Linked DNA regions of Homo sapiens: region 2 is linked to region 1. The links are chromatin contacts, found by Hi-C in ENCODE. All regions are on one chromosome and are shown on one strand. The core of a region is the stretch at or near the end of the contact, and the rest is flanking DNA. Distances in the headings are between cores, read along the strand shown. Region 1 has its middle 160 kb from the start of RAI14-DT. Region 2 overlaps PRLR (prolactin receptor).

Region 1 (4,070 bases), core at 952-3,451:
AAAAAAAATGCATTTAAATGTACAGGTATTATTCAAATTCAGTAAAACATAACATGAATGAATTTAATTTTGCACTTATTAAAGAAAAAGATTGCACATCACAGCTCTAGACTTAAGTTAAAAACTCCACTGGGCATGTGCAATGACAGAACTGAAATAACTCAAGGTATGTTTCTTCCTCTTTACAAACTTGGCACTGTCATAGTCTATTTTGAGTTTATTGTTTAAATGTACACATGTGCCATACCATAGGGTTTTGGAGAAATGAGCTATATCCCAAGAGAGTTTCAACAGTTCGAAGCTGTTGAAGACTTACACTTGAAACAAATATGTGTAGCTGAGTCTGTGTGTAGCTGTATTTGGACTAAATGCTAACTGGATGTTCTCTGAATTAACTTCCATGTGGCATACGGTGTTTCTTAAAATATAAGATATGAAGAGCAGGCTATTTAAAGCTTGCATACACATTATTAAAATTCAACATTAACTGCCACAATAGTTTGAAACTTAGACCAACAAAAGGTTGCTTTACTGATATCGTTTAGATTTGCCAGTGCTTGGTGTTAATAAAAGCAGATCAATTTGGTGTGGGTTTCATTATTGCTTTTAAAGTCTCTCTGGGTCATGCCTGCACTGGGGTGGACTGCTCCCCTGCCCGCCCGTGGCCCACTGCTTCATTGAGCCCATCTTTTGGGTGTTTTCTGTCATAACTTCTGCTTGCTCAATTTTCTGCTTACTCATAACTTCGCCTCTCACAAGATCTTGTGAGCTGCTCTCACCAGTCCTTACCTTCCTACTTTGGGTCCCATTGTCTCCTTTCTTAATCTCCCAGAATGACGTAATTCAAATCCCTGCAAGAGAGACTTTTATTTGGCCAGCACATCTTTTGGAGCAGACAATATCACTGGCTTTCAGCTAGACGGTGCATTGACCCTATTGGCTCTGGTAACCAGAGGAGGATGGGTTCACTGACCCAAATCATGCCTGTCCAGAAGGGGCTCTGTGCAACACAGTTTCCGGGATTGGTGAGTGTAATGCCCGGAAAGTTTGAACATGCATAGAAATCCCTAAGGCAAACAAGAATTTATTTGTAATATAGTAGATAGAGCGCTGGATGTGGAGTCAGGTGTACCTGGTCTTAAATCCGCTCTGTGATGTTTTTGCAAGTCTGATATTTCCTCATCCTTAGTTTGCTTGTAGCGAAATAGGTGTTTTGGCTGGACGTGGTGGCTCATGCCTGTAATCCCAGCACTTTGGGAGGCTGGGGCGGGTGGATCACCTGAAGTCAGGAGTTCGAGACCAGCCTGACCAACATGGTGAAACCCCGTCTCTACTAAAAATGTGAAAATTAGCCGGGCGTGGTGGTGCACTCCTGTAATCTCAGCTACTCAGGAGGCTGCGGCAGGAGAATCACCTGAACCTGGGAGGTGGAGGTTGCCGTGAGCCAAGATCGTGCCATTGCACTCCAGCCTGGGAAACAAGAGTGAAACTCTGTCTTGGAAAAATAAAAAATAAATAAATAAATAAAAACAGATGCTTCATTTAGGTAGAGAATGCAAGCCCTAAAACTTAAAAATGCTGAAACGAAGTCATAGCAAGAAGTCTAGCTGTGGGTGGCTGCCGGCATTGGTTCAGGGTCAGCTTCTCAGAGCATCTCTTGGCCTTTCTCCTATACTTGTCCCACCACAGTTGCATGATGGCTTTTACAGCTGTAGACATCCTGTCCTTCTCCAGATAGGAAGAAAGGGGAGGTGGTGATGAGCCCATGGACCCAAGTTTATGCCTATTAGGAAAAGCGAAGGGCTCCCCAGACTCCCAGCAGATTTGCACTGATGTCTCTTCTGCCAAGGCAGTGTACAAGGCCACCCCTGGCTACAGGGCAGGCTAGGACAGGGGTATTTGTGTGGGGCTAGACATAGGTTTCCCAGAACAAAACTGAGATTATACCAGCAGAAACACAGGAGAGGGGACAGGCATTAGGAAGGTGGGTGGGATATCGCAAAGGGGTTAAATCTATCTGATCTGTTTCCTTCCAGGGTGGTTGTGAGGATTAGACATTTGTGAAATGTGCTATGGGGTTGTATTAGTCCATTCTCACACTGCTATAAAAAGCTGCCTGAGACTGAGTCATTTATAAACAAAAGAGGGTTAATTGACTCATAGCTCTGCATGGCTGGGGAGGTTTCAGAAAACTTACAATCATGGTGGAAGGCAAAGGGGAAGCAAGTACTTTCTTCACAAGGCAGCAGGAGAGACAGGAAGTACCACACTTTAAAACCACCAGCTCTGGTGAGAACTCACTCACTATCACGAGACCAGCATGGGGAAAATCACCCCCATGATCCAATCACTTCCCACCAGGTCCCTCCGTCAACATATGGGGATTACAATTTGAGATGAGATTTCGGTGGGGAAGCAGAGCCACATCATATCAGGGGCCCTTCTCAAAATGAAAACATGAAGCTCCCCTACTTGATCATTCTATTTCCTATGGCTGTTTTCCTAAAGATCGGCCCTTTTTTCCACTTTACTTTGAGAACCACCAAACAAAATTGAGTCTGGCCTGACACTGCGTACCCTTTTCCCTTGCAACCTCATCTCTTCATGTGCCCTTTGCCCTCTGATGACTCTAACCTCTTTCGAAGGTCCTTGAATTCACTAAGATTTGTTTACTCAAGGGCCTTTACTTTTGCAATTTTCCCTGCTTGGAGCAATCTTCCTCCTTTCTGTTCCTTCTGCAGAGAAGTCTACCCTGACTCTCAACCAATGTGAAAAATCCCCTTGCTCTTTCCTGGCTTTCTTTCAGAGTGCCGAGCACAGTCTTCATTTCTGGATAGTCTATTGATTAGCATTTATCTGCTTGAAAGGCAGCCTAACTGTAGCATTTGAGGGCCTGAGTGCTGGAGCTAGACTACCTGGATTTAAGCGCTTCCCAGCTGTGTGATCCCGGGAAAGTTATTTTAATGTCTGGTGCCTCAGTTTCCTCATCTGTAAAAATAGAGATATTAATATCACCTACTTCATAGGGTTGTGGAGGGGATTAACTGTTTATATTTGTAAAGTGCTTAGAGCAGTGCTCTGTGCATAGCAGAGATTATGCGAGTATTACATAAATAAAAGAAATAATACCTGTTTCCTCCACGATACTGTGTGATCTATAAAGAGGAGAACTGTATCTGTTCTTTCACTGTAGTGGTTAGCACAGTGCCAGGCCATGTTATTGTTGTTGTTGCTGTTGTTTTACATCCAGCGAGTATTAAATATTTGCCAAATAAATGAATAAAGAAATAAATAACTGAGTGATGTTCTAAATTGGAGTGGGAGTAGAACAACGTTGCAACATCTCAGGGTTTCAGAAAATATTATTTAAGAAGTAGAAGGCTGGGTGCAGTGGCTCATGCCTGTAATCGCAGCACTTTGAGAGGCCGAGGTGGGTGGATCACCTGAGGTCAGGAGTTCGAAATCAGCCTGGCCAACATGGCAAAACTCTGTCTCTACTAAAAATTCAAAAATTAGCTGGACATTGTGGCACATGCCTGTAATCCCAGCTACTCAGGAGGCTGAGGCAGGAGAATCACTTGAACCCGGGAGACAGAGGTTGCAGTGAGCTGAGATCGCGCCATTGCACTCCAGCCTGGGCAACAAGAGCAAAACTCTGTTTCAAAAAAAAAAAAAAAAAGAAGTAGAAGTTTCTAGCTCCATTGGGAGTTGAATTCCTGCCTGTGGGGTTTGTTGGAACTGAATCTTCCATGACAAAGTGTGGGACTGGTGTGGACCATCAGTAGAATCATTGCTTCCCCGCTTCTCCTTGCTTCCCCGCTTACAGTAATTGCCTCCTCTTGGAGAACTGCTAGGTCTCAGACCACCTAGGAAGTGGAATTGAGACCCTGTGAGACCGATGCACAGGCTCCCACCCATGTGGAAAGCTGCAGCCCTGATTAGGTGTTTGGCTGGCTGACCCCACCACCCTTGGGACCGCGGTTTCCCTGAGTAGCTTGAGCTCTGGCCCTGGTCACGACTCAGGGTTGTTCTGACCCTCTCAGAAGAGAATTTTCCAAAACCCCAAACAA
Region 2 (4,070 bases), core at 912-3,411, 710 kb before region 1:
CTGCTTTGTATTTGGATGGTTCGAGCAGTGCGTAACACATGGAGGAAAGGCAATGGAATGATGACAAATAGTTTGTTGATTTGGTGCTTTGTACATTCACCCACAAATGGCACAGTTTCAGGGCCACTGTCCTTGCCAAATACTATCTGAAGAGCTAGGTTATGAGCCTTTGGAACCCAGATCTGATAAGCATGGAGGAAAACTCCTCAAGGGAGATGAAGCTAGGAGATTAGCAGAATATACTTTCTCCATTTGTCCCACATTTGATGCCAGCAGGCAAACCAGAGCCAGCTGGGCAGTGTACAATTCCCAGAAATAAGGAAAGGGTAGAAGCACCTGTTTTTCCTCTAGCAAAACCAAGGCAAATGGAAAAGCTCAGAAATATATCAGCACCATTAGCAAGAGGCACAACGGGGAAGGCTGGAAATGTGCTGAGGAAAATCACATTGCCGGTCAACGCATAGCTACCTGCTGGAGAAGAGAGTCTGCAGACACACCTCAGCCTGGACAAAGGCCTCCAGGACCGGGAGCTGTGCTCTGCAGGAACTGGGCCCCAGGCACTGAGGACTGAAAACCAGCCCAACAAAGCATACCTGTTTCCATTTGTGAGAGATGAAATGATATGGGTTTTGTGACTCACTAAACCACTTGGAAGGCCAAACAATTACAAAAGCAAGATGCCTGGCTTCTTCTAGCCACATGGAGGGGCCCTCAGACTTGAGTAGCTGTGTGCCACTTGTCTGGGGTGGCTGCACCAAAAGGAACAGTGAGGTTTAGATGCTTGTTATTGTTCATTGTTCAGTTTTGGTTCTGTCTATTTACTTCTAATTCCTCAAATATTATTGTGATTAGTGGTATAGAAAGGAAACGTTCATTTGTGAGCAAAGTGTGTAATAAGAATTTAATAATGAAATTCCCAGAAAAAAAAACTCAGATAGCTAAAGAAACAGCAGTAACATGAGCTCCAAATATCTTGAGTTGTATTGTTAAGGTGAGAATCCATAATGTAAAGGGAATAATGTAAAGGGAATGCTTTGAAATCAAAGGCATAATCCAAGTGTGATAACCTAAAAGGTTGTGGATTTCTTTTAAAGTAGAAATTACATGTGGCTTTGGGAAATCATCAGCTGAAGCATAAGCTATGCTTATGGATTCTCGCTGTGTTGTCACTAAGACCGATTATATAAAGACTTGGCAAATCCATGTACAAATGTAAAACTTCCCACAATGGTATTTCATGGGGATCTCCTTTTACAAAGTGGTCGTTGATCAGGACATTTTTCACTGATATATTCCTTTGGAAGCAATGAATTTTAGATAGGATATGATTATTGTACAATGTGATAGGTAGCTCTGATTATTCAAGCAGCTAGGGCATTATTCAGTGGCAAAGCATTAAGCTACTCTGGAATCTTTCTTCTGTGTAAGCAGGCAGCTGCTGTTGAGACTTTCTCTTTGTGGGTGAATTTGCCCAACCAATGGCAAGCATTCATTGGGAGTAGGGGAATGACGCTGATCACTGTTAATGACAGTTGAAAATGAAATGCTTTAATGAATCTCATACTTGGACTTGGCTGCTGAGCCAGAGCCCTGTACTTGAAGAGCTTAATTATGATGCCTCAAAATTTAGATCTTGACCCTGAACTGCTATGACTTCCTCCCACCCTCAGTTTTGAGAGAAACTTTAAATTCGCTAGGGGATTCAATGTTTTACATGCTTGGTTATGCAAAATGGGAACAGTAGTGTCCAAACAATGGAATAGGCTTCTATATTATTATTTTCATTTAGGCAGTATAACTGACATGATTACCAAAGTCATGTTATAGTACATGTATACAAATTAATTTCATACCAGGGGACTTCACTGGGGGGAAAAAAGGGAAGTCCCTATTTGTGAAAACTATGATTTTGGTTTCTTTCTGAGTAAAGCACTGCTAATCTCTTTGGTGTACAGGAAAGTATGGTATTATGTTCTAAAAATCAGAAGCCCCAGACCTTAATTTCAACTAATCTGATGACATCATTTTGTACTCAGAGTTTCATTTCCCAACAATTTCATGTTTCTTAGTAGGTGGGGAACCCAGAATTGAAAGGCATCAAAAACAGCTAAATATAACCAAAAACCTGCTAACTCACCAGCTTTCTAAAATTCAGGAAGTATCTTTAACTTGATTGCTGAATCTCCAAAGACATGATGATCAGATGACTGGTTAATGGGTATTTTTTCAGACTCTACATGATTATCAGAAATGGCTGCCCTGGCCAATTGTATACCTACGAAGAGGTATTATGTAGAAGAACTTATATTCATCTACTTAATGTGGACCTCAAATATTAAGGATGTTCCTAATGTGTTCTAGACCGGAGTCAGCAATACTTTTCATAAAGAGCCAGATAGTAAATATTTCTAGGCTTTTTGGGCCATATAGCCTCTGTCACAATTCCTCAACTCTGCTCTTGTCACACAAAAGCAGCCATAGACAATGCATAGGTGAATGAATGTGGCTGTGTTTCAATAAAACTAGACTCTCTTAATGCCAAGTATTTGCTGGAATAACACAAATTAATTTATCCTCAAATCTGTTTAACCTATTAATATGTCAGTCAATATTACATTAATATTTTATGAATCTGGTATCATATTATACATGAATTTATCTGAACATTTGGTTAATTCATGAATATTTACTCAATATTAATACTACATCATGAATCTGTTATCAAGTCATATACAGATTTCTTAAAAAATTTCCCTTATTTAGCGTACTTGTGAATAACATCAATAAGCAAGTATCTTAAGTTAACTATCAGGTTATATAGCAGATCCTCTCCCCCTTTTGTAACTCTTTCTGTTACAAGGGATTTTACATTATTATGGTATTGGGAAGTAAGTCTATTTATCCTGTCCCTATCTGTCTTCGTATTAACCATATTCTGTTATAGCTTTTATCTTTGCAGACAGAATAGTTCAAATCTTCATGATTTGTCCTTAAACAACCCCCACTTCCTCATCCTCTTGAACATTTTATGCCTCCATCACTGTCTCTTCAGGTCTTGTGAGTCCTTGAAGTGCAGTGACTAGGCTGGAACATGGTGTTCCAGGTTGGTCACATCACCTCTTCCTAATGATGCCCCATTGTACCTTTTGACTATAGCAAGGAATAAACAAAGTCAGAAGTGTGAAAGTGGGGGAGAAATTGAGAAAGTGCAGGGGATTTAGGGGAGAGAAAAATGGACTACAGGAAAAGAAAACATTGACTTTTGCAAAGTGCTCTAAACTGGCTACAAATGCATTCCGTAATTCTTTAAACCTTAATTGTAACCGCAGTTAAGCTTTCCGGTGTGTTGGAATAAGAACAAAACTAAAATCCTTCTTTGTATAGAAATTATCCTGCAGTAACTTAGAGCCAATATCTCTAGTTAGGATGAGCGCAGTGGCTCATGCCTGTAGTCCCAGCACTTTGGGAGGCTGAGGCAGGTGGATTGCTTGCACCCAAGTAGTTTGAGACCAGCCTGGGCAACATAGCGAAATGCTGTCTCTACAAAAAAATTAAAAAATTAGACGAGCATGGTGTCACGCACCTGTTGTCCTAGCTACTTGGGGGCACTGAGGGGAGAGAATCACTTGAACCTGTAAGGTCAAGGCTGCAGTGAGTCATAATCACGCCACTGCACTCCAGCCTGGATAACAGAGTTAGACCTGTCTCAAAAAAAAAGAGGAAGAGATCTCTGGTTAGAGTTTGTCTCTGATGGATACTAACCATGCAAGTAGTTTACACAAACCACATTCTTTCTGTAGAATGAGAAAATCTTGGATATAATTTAGCATAATGAGCTAAATAACTCTAGACTGAGCTTCGCTGCCCAGACAGGACTCTACTTGTGATCTGGGAAGATCTACCCTTGCACTGAATTCTCTCCTCTTCTCTCCTGACTCTGTGAGAAAAGTTTGCATGAATTTACTGAGATTAGTTATAGAAGGAACTGTGTGTCATTGAAAGTCTTGTACAGAAGTTCACATTAAAATATATCATAGTCATCTTTGGGAATGATTCTGCAAAATTCATAA

Evidence for each region. Hi-C counts contacts between places; a loop is a spot of excess contacts on that map. Pooled maps may share reads with other maps.
Region 2: a pooled map shows a loop between it and region 1 (4-fold over the local background). The contact joins two enhancer-like sites. A Hi-C loop is called at or near these places in 1 of 168 maps with a recorded cell type or tissue (B cell), 1 of 37 single-sample maps with no recorded cell type and 6 of 50 pooled maps.

Annotation. Positions count from the first base shown.
Region 1 is chr5:34,497,367-34,501,436 of GRCh38, reverse strand. No RefSeq gene overlaps it. Among named protein-coding and RNA genes, the nearest start is that of RAI14-DT, 160 kb to the left of the region's middle. RefSeq lists enhancers at 1,609-1,678, 2,129-2,278. Within about 2 kb of position 2,201, at least 9 of the 41 ENCODE cell types and tissues checked have a DNase peak (open chromatin) inside an H3K27ac peak, as active enhancers do.
Region 2 is chr5:35,210,367-35,214,436 of GRCh38, reverse strand. The region is part of intron 1 of PRLR (prolactin receptor); the gene reads left to right. Among named protein-coding and RNA genes, the nearest start is that of PRLR, 18 kb to the left of the region's middle. Within about 2 kb of position 2,161, at least 5 of the 41 ENCODE cell types and tissues checked have a DNase peak (open chromatin) inside an H3K27ac peak, as active enhancers do.